Regions from separate parts of the Homo sapiens genome. Here regions 1, 2 and 3 are each linked to region 4. Evidence: chromatin contacts called from ENCODE Hi-C or POLR2A ChIA-PET data. All regions are on one chromosome and are shown on one strand. The core of a region is the stretch at or near the end of the contact, and the rest is flanking DNA. Distances in the headings are between cores, read along the strand shown. Region 1 overlaps ITPKB (inositol-trisphosphate 3-kinase B). Region 2 holds the start of PSEN2 (presenilin 2). Region 3 holds the start of ITPKB (inositol-trisphosphate 3-kinase B). Region 4 holds the start of H3-3A-DT (H3-3A divergent transcript).

The links. Hi-C counts contacts between places; a loop is a spot of excess contacts on that map. ChIA-PET counts read pairs that join two places held with the same protein, here RNA polymerase II (POLR2A). Pooled maps may share reads with other maps.
Region 1: a pooled map shows a loop between it and region 4 (5-fold over the local background). The contact joins the enhancer-like site here to the promoter of H3-3A-DT in region 4. A Hi-C loop is called at or near these places in 4 of 50 pooled maps. POLR2A ChIA-PET finds 5 or more read pairs at or near these places in 3 of 52 experiments (HEK293T, WTC11 and activated CD4-positive, alpha-beta T cell).
Region 2: a loop to region 4 is called in a pooled map, with 4 times the contacts of the local background. The contact joins the promoter of PSEN2 here to the promoter of H3-3A-DT in region 4. A Hi-C loop is called at or near these places in 2 of 37 single-sample maps with no recorded cell type and 9 of 50 pooled maps. POLR2A ChIA-PET finds 5 or more read pairs at or near these places in 3 of 52 experiments (GM12878, Panc1 and activated T-cell).
Region 3: a map of CD8-positive, alpha-beta T cell shows a loop between it and region 4 (22-fold over the local background). The contact joins the promoter of ITPKB here to the promoter of H3-3A-DT in region 4. A Hi-C loop is called at or near these places in 3 of 168 maps with a recorded cell type or tissue (CD8-positive, alpha-beta T cell and naive thymus-derived CD4-positive, alpha-beta T cell), 1 of 37 single-sample maps with no recorded cell type and 11 of 50 pooled maps. POLR2A ChIA-PET finds 5 or more read pairs at or near these places in 3 of 52 experiments (BJ and T-cell).

The regions. Positions count from the first base shown.
Region 1 is chr1:226,702,175-226,704,874 of GRCh38, reverse strand. All of the region lies in intron 2 of ITPKB (inositol-trisphosphate 3-kinase B), which reads left to right. Among named protein-coding and RNA genes, the nearest start is that of ITPKB-IT1, 28 kb to the right of the region's middle. RefSeq lists a silencer at 1,174-1,603. Within about 2 kb of position 1,419, at least 35 of the 41 ENCODE cell types and tissues checked have a DNase peak (open chromatin) inside an H3K27ac peak, as active enhancers do.
Region 2 is chr1:226,869,246-226,871,945 of GRCh38, reverse strand. It overlaps PSEN2 (presenilin 2), which reads right to left and starts at 1,330. Exons shown (of 13, transcript NM_000447.3): 1 at 1,297-1,330; 2 at 542-684. LOC105373119 (a long non-coding RNA gene) reads left to right here and starts at 1,396. Exons shown (of 3, transcript XR_949226.4): 1 at 1,396-1,584. RefSeq lists silencers at 868-917, 928-1,527.
Region 3 is chr1:226,737,944-226,740,643 of GRCh38, reverse strand. ITPKB (inositol-trisphosphate 3-kinase B) reads left to right here and starts at 1,362. Exons shown (of 8, transcript NM_002221.4): 1 at 1,362-1,603. RefSeq lists enhancers at 1,356-1,605, 2,229-2,700 and a silencer at 1,826-2,065.
Region 4 is chr1:226,061,226-226,063,925 of GRCh38, reverse strand. It overlaps H3-3A-DT (H3-3A divergent transcript), which reads left to right and starts at 1,431. Exons shown (of 2, transcript NR_185887.1): 1 at 1,431-2,700. It overlaps H3-3A (H3.3 histone A), which reads right to left and starts at 1,210. Exons shown (of 4, transcript NM_002107.7): 1 at 1,115-1,210. RefSeq lists silencers at 802-871, 1,490-1,655, 1,242-2,091.

The sequences.
Region 1 (2,700 bases), core at 170-2,669, 640 kb before region 4:
TGTGCAAAGGAGCCTCTGACTTTAAGAAAAGTCATTCCAGCTCAAGATTTCAAATGAAGTCGAGGCTGTGTGTAGTCACAGGTTTTCTCATGTCATCGGTAGAGATAAAAGCCTCTTAGTTTTAGACTGGGCACAGCATTGTTGAACGTCCATTACTTACTGTTTAAGTAGCCAATGATCTCTGAAAAAAGCTTGGCTGTAAAGTTGGCAGAATGATGCACTGCTTTGTTTCAAGCCACTGTAAACTGTCTTTCCCAGTGTCACTTTTATCTCCAGTGCTTTTGTCACATGTTTTTGCTCATTTCCCCAAAGCGGAAAAATATTGCATTCCCCAGAATGACAATTTTCATTGCTGCCCGCTCAATTCAGTTTTTCATAAATGCCCAGGAAATAAACTAGCTGAGTTATTCTCCATTCTCACACATCTTCATTAGCACACACGAGAAGCTTTTTTACAGGGAATTCTCGTGTTGACCAGGTATGATAACCTGTTGCAATGTGGGTAGTCTTGGTTATATTAATGTTTTTAAAGATAAGTAGTGTTATTACTTTATTGGTCATGTATAATTACATCGGAGATCTAATTATTGAGAGTTAACAATGCTTTGTAATTGGTATTTTACGGCATGCTAAACATTTTTCTGAAGTGCTTGTACTATTAATGTTTATATTCTTTATTTCGTAGTCACTCTTTTTTCATACTGTAAAGGTAAACGGAATTCGGCTTAAGATTGAATTATCAAAAATTTTCAGGGGTCTAAACAAATAGTATTTAGAGTCCGACCCTCCCACTGTTTGAGATCTAGGAAAATAAAAGCCTTGGGCGGATGGGTTTCGGGCAGAACCGCTACGCTCTGCAAGCTGACCGTGGAGTTGGGCACAGTGTCATCCAAAGAAATGAAGATTTTTTTTTTATTAGCTCTTGAACAAAATTAATTAAAAGTTGTTACTCTTGGGGGTGAGGGGGACAAGGAAAGACAGGATTTGGGAGCCTGCTGACCTACAGTTCAACCCTACAAAAAGTATACCCATTTTGCAAATGAGGAAACCCAGACTGAAACACATCCTTTCTCCCAAGCCGGAAGCTGGCGGCCAGCAGCGCTGAGATTCTTTTCGTAAGCAGCAACAGCAGCCCCCTTGTCTTTCCCGCCTGGGGGAGCGCAAGCCAGGGGTGCAGGTCAGCATTTCAAGCCCCGCTACTGCCTCTGCTGCGGGCCCGCTAGCGCTGGCGAAGGCGACAGGGGCGGCCGCCTTCCCGTCACGTGACCGGCACCGCCGCCGAGCATGCCGGGAGACGGCGCCCCCTCCCCGGCCGCGGGCTTCCGCGCGTGGGCGGCGGGCAGAGCGCGCGCGGGAGGAGAGAGGAGGTGGGGGCCGGGCAGCGACAGGGGAAGAAACCGCGGCGAAGAAAAGCCCCCTGTAGAGCAGGCCCTGCTTCACCGCCCTGCCCGAAATCCCCCGCCGCGCCCCTGCCTCGGCCAGCCAGCGTCGGGCGGTGGGAACCGGGCCTGAGCTGAGGGCGGAGGGACTCCGGCGCCGTCCGTTCATTGTAAACAAATCGAGTGAGAAATGGAGGCACGCCTGGTTCCTGGGTCCCTTGGTGCAGGCTTTCACACCCCGGGTGCTAGCACTCGGTCTTTCTCCTGCGTAGGGGATAGGATTGTGTGTGCAGTCAGGTTTTTCTAGTAATATCTTGCACTTTTTTTTTCCTTCACCCACTCAGACATTCCCCATTTTTCCTCATAATCACTTTCTTTCGCTTCAGCATACACACTTAGCCCTTGGCAGGCAAAGTGGAATCTCGGGTTCTTGTCAGACCTCAATGTTTAAGCTGCTGAAACACAGGGCATATTTGGTTTAGATGTTTTACTGTTATGAAAATAAACCACCTCCTGCAGTTACACCAGCTCAGATTTTCCCTCGATAGGGTCAGTGTGGATTATCTATTGGAGGAAAAATATTTAATTAGAAAGGAATGAAATTCTCTTAGTTCCTTGAGGTTGGAAGGAGCTTAGGCAAGGAACAGTTAGTTAAAGGTAAGCACAAAAAATGCCAGGGGACCAAGAAGCCACTATTGGAATGCAGTATCTGTTGGCTGCTGGTTTAGCACACTGCCCCAGGCTTCCCGGTTGGGACTCCACTCAGGTCCTAGACTGACAAAATGGGAAGGCACCCTCCCAATGGGTCTTCATTACCATCTGCCGAATAAAGAGAATACCAGTAGTTGTATTTCGTGCATTTCTTGGAGCCAAATGATTGGATTAAATCTAGTCCCTTACTGTGCAAGCGTAGTCAATTTTGGTCATCTCTCTCTAGGCCTAGTGCCAGTTGTTGCCTGCCTTTGTAACCAGATAGCCACAGTGAGGTCATCAGAAGAGGATAGGCAGCGCTGCAGAAGGGAATCCTTTTTCTGTACCTCACCATGATGAAATAGGGGTAGCCGTCAAGTTGAACTTTCCCTTTTTTTTTTTTTTTCCGAGAGGGAGTCTCACTGTGTCGCCCAGGCTGGAGTGTAGTGGCGTGATGTCCGCTCACTGCAACTTCCGCCCCCCTGGTTAAAGCAATTCTCCCTGCCTCAGTCTCCCGAGTAGCTGGGATTATAGGCGCCCACCACCACACCCGGCTAATTTTTGTATTTTTTAGTAGAGACGGGGTTTTGCCATGTTGGCCAGGCTGGTCTTGAACTCTAGACCTCAAGTG
Region 2 (2,700 bases), core at 81-2,580, 810 kb before region 4:
CCAGTCTCTGCCCTGGAACCCAAGGCTCAACGTGGGCGTCGTGAGGACGCAGCTCTGAGGTGGGGCCAAGAACCAGGCCCCTTCTGCACCTGCGCCAGTCACCGGCTGCCCACAACCACATTCAGGAGAGAAGAACCTGAGGCTCACACACCTGAAGCAGCTTATCCCGAGACTCCAATTACCGCCAAAGGTCTTGGCTGAAGGCCTTGGAGGCTCAGGTGTCTGCAGAATTGGCTACAGAGGCATCAGAGGCTTCCTTACTGGAAGCTGGGGTCGGTCCTAATCAAGTTACTTCGTAGACAGCCTTGGCAACCCCAGGCTGTCGCTTCTGAGTTAAGTTAGTCTACAATCGTCTCTATGGAATGCTCTCAGGTTCTCCATTTGTAAATAGGGATGCAGTTACTTCACTCAACACCGTTCATACCTTTCAAAGGGAATACTTATTAAGGCAATAAACAGGGGTGAGGTCTGCTCGGAGGGATGGACAGCAGATCTAGAAGCCAGGACACTGGGGTCGAAGCCTGGCTCTGCTATATCGTACCTGGGCGACCTTGGGAAAAGTCACTTTAGCTCTGTGGCCTCAGTTTCTTCATCAGTAAAATTCAGAGGGGGGACTAGCTTCTGTCTCAGGTTCCTTCAGCTCCAAAAGCTTGCTTCTGGCTGTCTCCTCACTGCTGGAAATGCCTGATAAAACAGCCAAACACCGCTGCTAACAGAAACCGGCTCTAGGCTTGAGCCTGCGGCCCTGCCCCTCACGTGCGGGCAGAGCCCCCGCGCGCCTCCTTCCCGGGGAAAGCATGCCCAGGACCCGGTGCTAGAGGCCGAATGGACTCGGCGCAACGGAGGTCTCCGGCGAGAGAGAAGAAGAACAAAACGCCCCCGCCTGCTACACGCCTCAGAGACCCACGTGCACCGCTCCTTTAAATGCACCGGCCCTTTAACCGCTCGCGCCGCGCCCACCCCCAGCCGGGGCTCGGCGGCAGGCGGGCGCAGGGAAGTGGGGACGCAGTGAGGCCGAAGGCCTGAGGGCCGCTCCCCGCGATCCTTCCACGACCCAGTTCCGGGCCGGCCCAGCCGCCGCCTGCCGGGCACTCTCCTCTCTCCGCCCCCGCGCTGGCCGCAGAGGCCAGGAGCGCTGCGCACGCAGGGGCCGCAGACCCACAGCCGGGGAAGGGACCGTGGCCAGAGGCGTGCGGAGGGCAGGGCAGGGCCCTCAGGGCGCAGCCCCACCCCGGGCCCTCAGCGCCGCAGGCGACAGGGCCCTGGCCTGGGCACCCCCCGGCACCGCCCGCTCACCTGCTCTGCCGCCGCGCTCCAGCGGAGTTTACGCAGCTGGCTGAGCGCCCGGCCGGACCCGGCGCCGGCCCAGGCCCCGCCCCACGCCCGCCCAGGCCACGCCCGGTGGGCGACGCCGCGTTCCCTCGTCCACTGGGGCCCCACCTGGAGTCCCGGGCGCGCGGGGAGGGTGGCCTTCACGCCGCGTGGATGACAGGGTCATCCCGACGTCGGAACTAAGCGACGACCTTAGAAGGAGTGGAGGCCGGGCCTGTCATCTTCCTGCGGGCCTGGCAGCAGCGTGGGGCGGTAGGACATAGGCTTCGAGGACACTCTTTCTTGTAGTTTTGGGTCCACATCCCCTCCTCCTCCCGGTTGTTCTCACATTAAAGGAGCACTAATGGCCCAATGTGAGCTAACACCATGAGAATGTTCCTGGTCTGTTCCCTAGGGCGCTTCAGAGCCACCAGGAGCTCTGCATAAAATTGAACAGGAATAAATTGCTGCCTGACCTGAGAATTGGCCTAGGGGGTTGTGGTTCCAGGATTTGGGGTCTGTGGGGTAGGTTGAGATTGTCAATAATTTGGCGTTGTCTGAGTAGTTTTACTTTTTTTTTTTTAACTTAAGGTGAAATTCACATAACATAAAATTTACCATTTTAAAGTGGGCATTTCAGTGGCATTTAGTGAATTCACAATGCTGTGCAACCACCACCTCTGTCTAGTTCCAAAACATTTTCCTCATTCCGAAAGAAAAACCCCATACCCATTGAGAAGTTTCTTCCCAATGCCCTCTTCCCCCCCAGCCCCTGGCAATTACCAGTCTACTTCTGTCTCTATATTTACTTACTTTAGATACTTCATATAAACGGAATCACAGTGTGTGGACTTTTGTGTCTTTCACTTAGCATGTTTTCGAGGTTCATCCTCAGGTAGCATGTAACAGACTTTATTCCTTTTTATGACTGAATAGTGTTTGTGTGTGTATATGTATATGTGTGTGCGTGTGTGTGTGTGTATCATGTATGCCACAGTTTATTCATCTATGGACATTGGGGCTGTTTGCATCTTTTGGCTTTGTGAATAATGCTACCATGAACATGCATGTACATGTATTTGTTTGAGAGCCCATTTTTATTTGGGGAGGGTACATACATAGGGGTTGAATTGTTGGATCGCATGGTAATTCAATTTTTTTTTTTTTTTGAGACAGAGCCTTGCTCTGTTGCCCAGCCTAGAGTGCAGTGGCCGCAATCTTGGCTCACTGCAACCTCTGCCTCCCAGGTTCGAGCAATTATCTTGCCTCGGCCTCCTGAGTAGCTGGAGTTACAGGTGTGTGCCACCACATCTGGCTAATTTTTGTATTTTTAGTAGAGATGGGGTTTCCCCATGTTGGCCAGGCTGGTCTTGATCCTGAACTCAAGTT
Region 3 (2,700 bases), core at 113-2,612, 680 kb before region 4:
TGATCTGCCTGCCTTGGCCTCCCAAAGTTCTGGGATTGGGCTTTTTTTTAAAAAAGCCCCATTGAGGGTAGGAGGGTAATTAGGTTCAATTCTTCCATTTCTAATTTTTAAAAATTATAAAGTTTTCAACAGTGTGTGATTCTCAGGTATTCTTGGCTAGAAGATCTCTTGATTTCAGATTTAGCATGAGCCTCTTCCTGATGGAGCAGCAGGTTGCTTTGCTCACTTAACAGTATTGTTACATAAACAAGCAAGAGATCTGTGTGCTACAAGTAAAGTCAAAATTTCCATCTGAATTTCAGCTAATCATGATATAAGGACCAATTCAGGCTTTGGATGTTTCAGTCTCCTGAGCCGTGCAGCTGTGTTTTCCCTCCTTTCACTAAATGCTGTAGTTTAAGATTTAGAGAATTATGTAAAACACACTGGCAGTGCCAGGGCTTAGAAGGGGTAGGATCCCCTGCCCAGTAATGTTGGCTGATGTTCTTTCTCCCTTTTTTGCTGATAGTAGGGGAGAAAGTTTCTTGAAAATGATCCAGTCTACAGGAGACAGTCTACAAGGGTCTACAGGAGCAAGAGGGGTTTCAGACGTTACCCAAGCCTTCTTAGTTTCAGGACTATGCTTTTTCTTAAAATAATTCTGAGAATTAAGTGCAAAAATATGCGAATGTCACATGTGCCGTGTGCATTTATAAATAAATGTGACATGTAAAGGTGTATTTATATATCTACCAATTGCACTGCAAAACCATCCCCAGCTCATAGACCAACCAGTCTTCCAAAATACTACTGTGATGCACTTAAAACCTGCAACTCTGCAGGAAGGTGACCTCAATGTACCTTCTTTGAATTTGCAGAACTGTGTACAAGAACACAAACTGTTTATACAGGATTGTAGCCTTTTTTAAATGCTAAAAAGGTCCCCATGATTTGCTTTGTTTAAGACATACACTCAAAACTTTATTAAAAACATTTTTCAAAAATAGTTTCATAAAGCTAGACACATCAGCAAGCCTCGATTGAGGGGTGGAAAATGAATTGTATATCTTTAAACCGCAGAAGTTAAAAGCCTTTTTTGTTGTTGTTAGCTAACAATGGAAACTTTTTTTTAAGTGTTTCCCTCCCTCGTCTTGCCAAGCAATAGAAAAAAAAAAAAAAGAAGAAAAGAAAAACTTGTTCCGCTGAGTTCAACCCCAGACAGGCTCACAACTTCCTTCCTGCTTTCCTCCCCCAAGCCTCCGCCTTTCTCCCTCCTCCCTCCTCCACTACCCCCCCCCCCAACAACTTTTCTTTCTTTCTTTTTTTTTTTTTTAATCGTGCATTGAACAAACACTGAAGTAGCCCGGAGCAGACACTGACAGGGGCAGTATCTCCACGGTCGAAAAGGGCGTGCAGGGCCGGCTTGGCGTCGCCACTGCCGGGATCGCCGGGCCCCTGAACCGAAGAGCTTTCCCCCCTCTTTCGCACTCCTCTTTTTTGTCTTCCATAGCTTGTGAGAAAATAATTTCTGAGCATTTTTACTTTTAAAGCCATCTCGTCCCTACGAGGTTTGCGCCTCTGGGCATGTAGTCTACACAGGACCTGAGAATCTGAGAAACTGCAGGTAAGTTTGGCGGCCTTTTAATGGCTCTCGCCTCTGAACAACCCTCTTTTCCCTCACTTTCTGCTCTGGAGCGAATCTCGGCGTTCCTGGTTCCGAAACAGGGCAAAGGGGTGGGCTGGGGAGGCAGGGAAGGGGGTTTGATTTTGGAGGGTGACATGGAGTGGCGGTGGGGAGAAAATAGGGAGAGACGAGGTCTCCGCATTTCTCCTACCCGCCTTCCGGGCCGCTCACTCCGCGCCGCCTCCCTCAGCGCGCTCCAGGAGTCCCCAGGCTGGGGTCTCGGGGCGGCTCTGCTGGCGCCGGGCGAGGCTGCCCGGGATGCGGAGAAGCCCTGCGCTCCGCGGCGCTGCCCTGGGGTGTTAGAGCGCCGGCTCCTGGGAGGTTTGCAGAGCTAGAGGCTCTGTGCACCTAGGGCTGCTGCCCGGCTGCAGCCATGCACGCCCCTAAGTTCCTCCGAGTGGGCGCGGGTCCGGGAGCCCGCAGGGGCAGTCGCGTCCTCGGCAACAGGGCGCGCTGAGAGCGGACTCGCTCCGCGCGCGTGCGGCGTATACACACACGCGTGTATACACACACACTCACAGACACCCCCCCATAGGGGACGACGGCAGGGGGGCAGCAAGTACTGGTTCCGGTAAAGAGAACGTGTAGAACCTCGGTGCGCCCACACTCACAAAACACTTGTCTAGGGATAGGCGACAAGGCTAGCCCTGAAAAATGCTTCGGCTGCGGCCCCGCTGCCCGCCCAGGCCTTCGTAGGCCGAGAGACACAGCCCCAAGGCTAGGGTCAGGAAGGTAAACGGCGGGCACGCGGGCGCCCTCCCAGATCCGGGCGCTGGCAGCGGCTCGGGCAAGGCAGGTCCCGCTTAGGTTCCCTCCGAGCCGGTCGGTCTCTGATGCCCCGAGAGGGTGGAGCAGGGAGACCCTGAAGCCCAGGGCGAGGGCTGCCGGGTTGCCCTGGATAGCCAATGTTTGCTCAGGCTGGGGAGACCCGGAGACGGTGGCTGGGGTGTCCTCAGCCCGGGAGAGCTGAGTCAGCCGCGCCCCGCACACAGCATACTTAGGAGCCAAGGACTTGGACCTCGCTTCTCGCCGGTCCG
Region 4 (2,700 bases), core at 182-2,681:
TACTCCCCCCCACTTTGGCTGCCCCCCCTTCGTCTGACTGTTGATGGATTGCTGTAAATATCTGAAAATATTCTTGGTTTTGCATCTTTACAGTTATGTTGACAAAAAGGCGTCTCGAAAAAACAAGAGAGGAACAACAGCTACCACCAGCGAGCATTCTACAAAGCCCCGTCCTCGCGTCCAGTCCTCACAGGCTTCGCAGTGAAATAAAAAGTGCCCCGCACCCAGGCTTTAATTAACGCACGACATCCGCCGACCGGTCCACCCCAAGCACCACATAAACTTTTGGTTTTGCCTCCTTCGGGTCCCTCGGCACAGGGTCCCCCAACCTGCCCGCCTCGCTCCCAGCGCCTCGAGCAGGAACCAACTCGGCTCCCCGACCAGAACAAAATGGAAACAATCGCAAAACGTATCCGATTCCGTTCCAAAGAGACAAAACACCAAATCGCTCGAAAATACCCCTATCCCCTGCCACGTGCCGCCCTCCAAAATGCAAAAGTTTTTTTTGCATTTCAAATGCATCAAGTTTCCGCCTCTCCAAAAAAGGGAAAAAAACGTCCCTCTTTTAAAAATTCTTGCTTTTTTGAAATGGGGAAGAGAGAAACGGGGGAAAAAATATGGTCGGTGACCAGAGAAGAGAGACAAGATGGTGAAGCTTAGCAACAACTGTGGGGAGGCAGCAAAAAGCGAGTTACCCCAGGGTGCGAAGCGGCGGCGATTTCCACCCCTTTCCCGCTCGAAAACTGGGGGCTGGGGCCCGGGGGCGGTAGTTAAGAGGCCCGCGCGGGTCATGGTGAAGGTTTGGGGTCCGGGGAAGGGGCGGCGGGCGGGATTTCACCGAAGAAAGAGGAGCCAGGGGCGCGGGGAGGAGGAGGGAGAGCAGGCTCGGCGCCGCGGCGGTTGCTGCTGTTGGGCTGAGGCGGCGAGAGACGGGGGAGCCGCCGCCGCCAGAGGGAACAGGGAAACTCGCTCCTCACCTCCATTTCTGGGCCAAAAAGTTTGTGGGCTAAGCCGGAGGGGCTATGGGTCCCCTCCCGGCACCGCCAGGGCCCGGCTCGGGGCTGACGGCAAGCGGGGCTCGGTTCCGGGGAAGCGGGCAGACGGGGAAACTTACCCCCCTTCTCCTTCGGCTGGAGCTCGGCGAGCGAGAGGCGGCGCTGGCGTTGGAGAGCGACGGCGGCGCGGCGGCGGCTGCGAACACAATTGAAAGATGGCTGACACCGAGGCTATCCCCCAACACACGCCGCCCCGCCCCCGCGCCGCGCGCCAGCCAATCACACACAATGGAGGGAAGGCTCGGCCCCGCCCCCATAGCTCCTCTCGCGCCCCGCCCCCGCCCTTCCCCCCGCGCGCCCGTTCGCTGGCGCGCGCTCGCCCCTCCCCCGCGCGCCGCCCGCTCCCTCCTCCAGGCCGCCTCGCGCCGTGTGTGTACAAACACAAAAGACACGCTGAGGGGCCGCCGGCTCCCGCCGAGACTGCCGCCCGCACCCGGCCAGCCCCCGCCCCCGGCCCTGCACTCCCATCCCGCTCCGTGTGCGCACGGCGTCGAACCCCCGAAGCCCGGGTTTGGGGCGCCCGGAGGGAAGTGGGGGGAGGGGAAGGCGGGCGGAGGCGCGGCGGGTGAACGCCCGGCCTGCGGGCGTCTCGGGCCGCGGCGGGGAGGGGAGGGAGGGGCTGCCCCCGCGCGGGCCCCGGCGCGCGCCCCCGAGGAGACCCGGGCGGCAGTGGGGGAGGAGGACGCGGTCGGCCGGGTCGCCGCGCCCCATTGGAAAACGCTCCCCAGCAGGAAGCTGGCAAATAGGAATCCAGCGTCCCGCGCCCGCTGTCGGACCTGGCCGCTGCGGCAGCGGGAGGGGCGGACCGACGGCCTCCTTCCCGCCTGCGCGCTCGGCCAAGTGCGGCCGGGTCCTGCGGGACCGGCCCGAGTCCGCCGTAGACAACTTGATCCGCTAAGACTCCTGGGCCGGCCGCCTGCGTGCAGGGCAGCCCCTCGCCGGTGTTGGCCTCCGGGATCAGGGGACGGGGCTCGCTCTCCTCCCGGGCCCGGGCCCCCGACGCAAGATGGCTGTGTCGCGTCGGCCTCTAAACAATGTGTGGAGCGCGCAGCTCCTGCACCAGGGCCTGGTGGCTTGTCCTGCCCGCCCGTGGGGGCCGTGTGATCTGTTTTCGGTAGGATTGCTTTGGAAAGGAATTGCCGAATATAGATAGTCAAATGTCCGCAGCTTCTGCATAGTTTAGAAGAGGCTGAAAACGGCAGAAAGAAGGCAAACGTGGTTTGGGAATTAGTACATATACCTGTTTTCCAATTCTCAGTAGCATAGGAAACGGACTTTTCATGGCCCAAGTTATCCTCACGACTTGTCAGTTGATTGGCTTTGGAACCTCTGAACCGTCCCTAGATGGTATTGACGCTTCACAACTGTGTGTAAAGGTTTTCAATGGAAGGGTCATGCAAATATCCCGTAGGGTAGTGAAGGAGGAAAATTTCATAAATGAAGGGCAGTAATTATTTGTAATCTGAAGATCTCACAAAGCGGCTTAGTGATAAACATTATCCCGAAACAGATACATGGAAATCAGATACGAGGGAAGAAATGGATTTGTCCAAGGTCACTTAAGTGAGGAAGAGACCTAGGAGAAACAAACAGACAAAAATCCAGGCCTCCCGTTTCATTATTATTTCATGAATGTTAAGTGTCC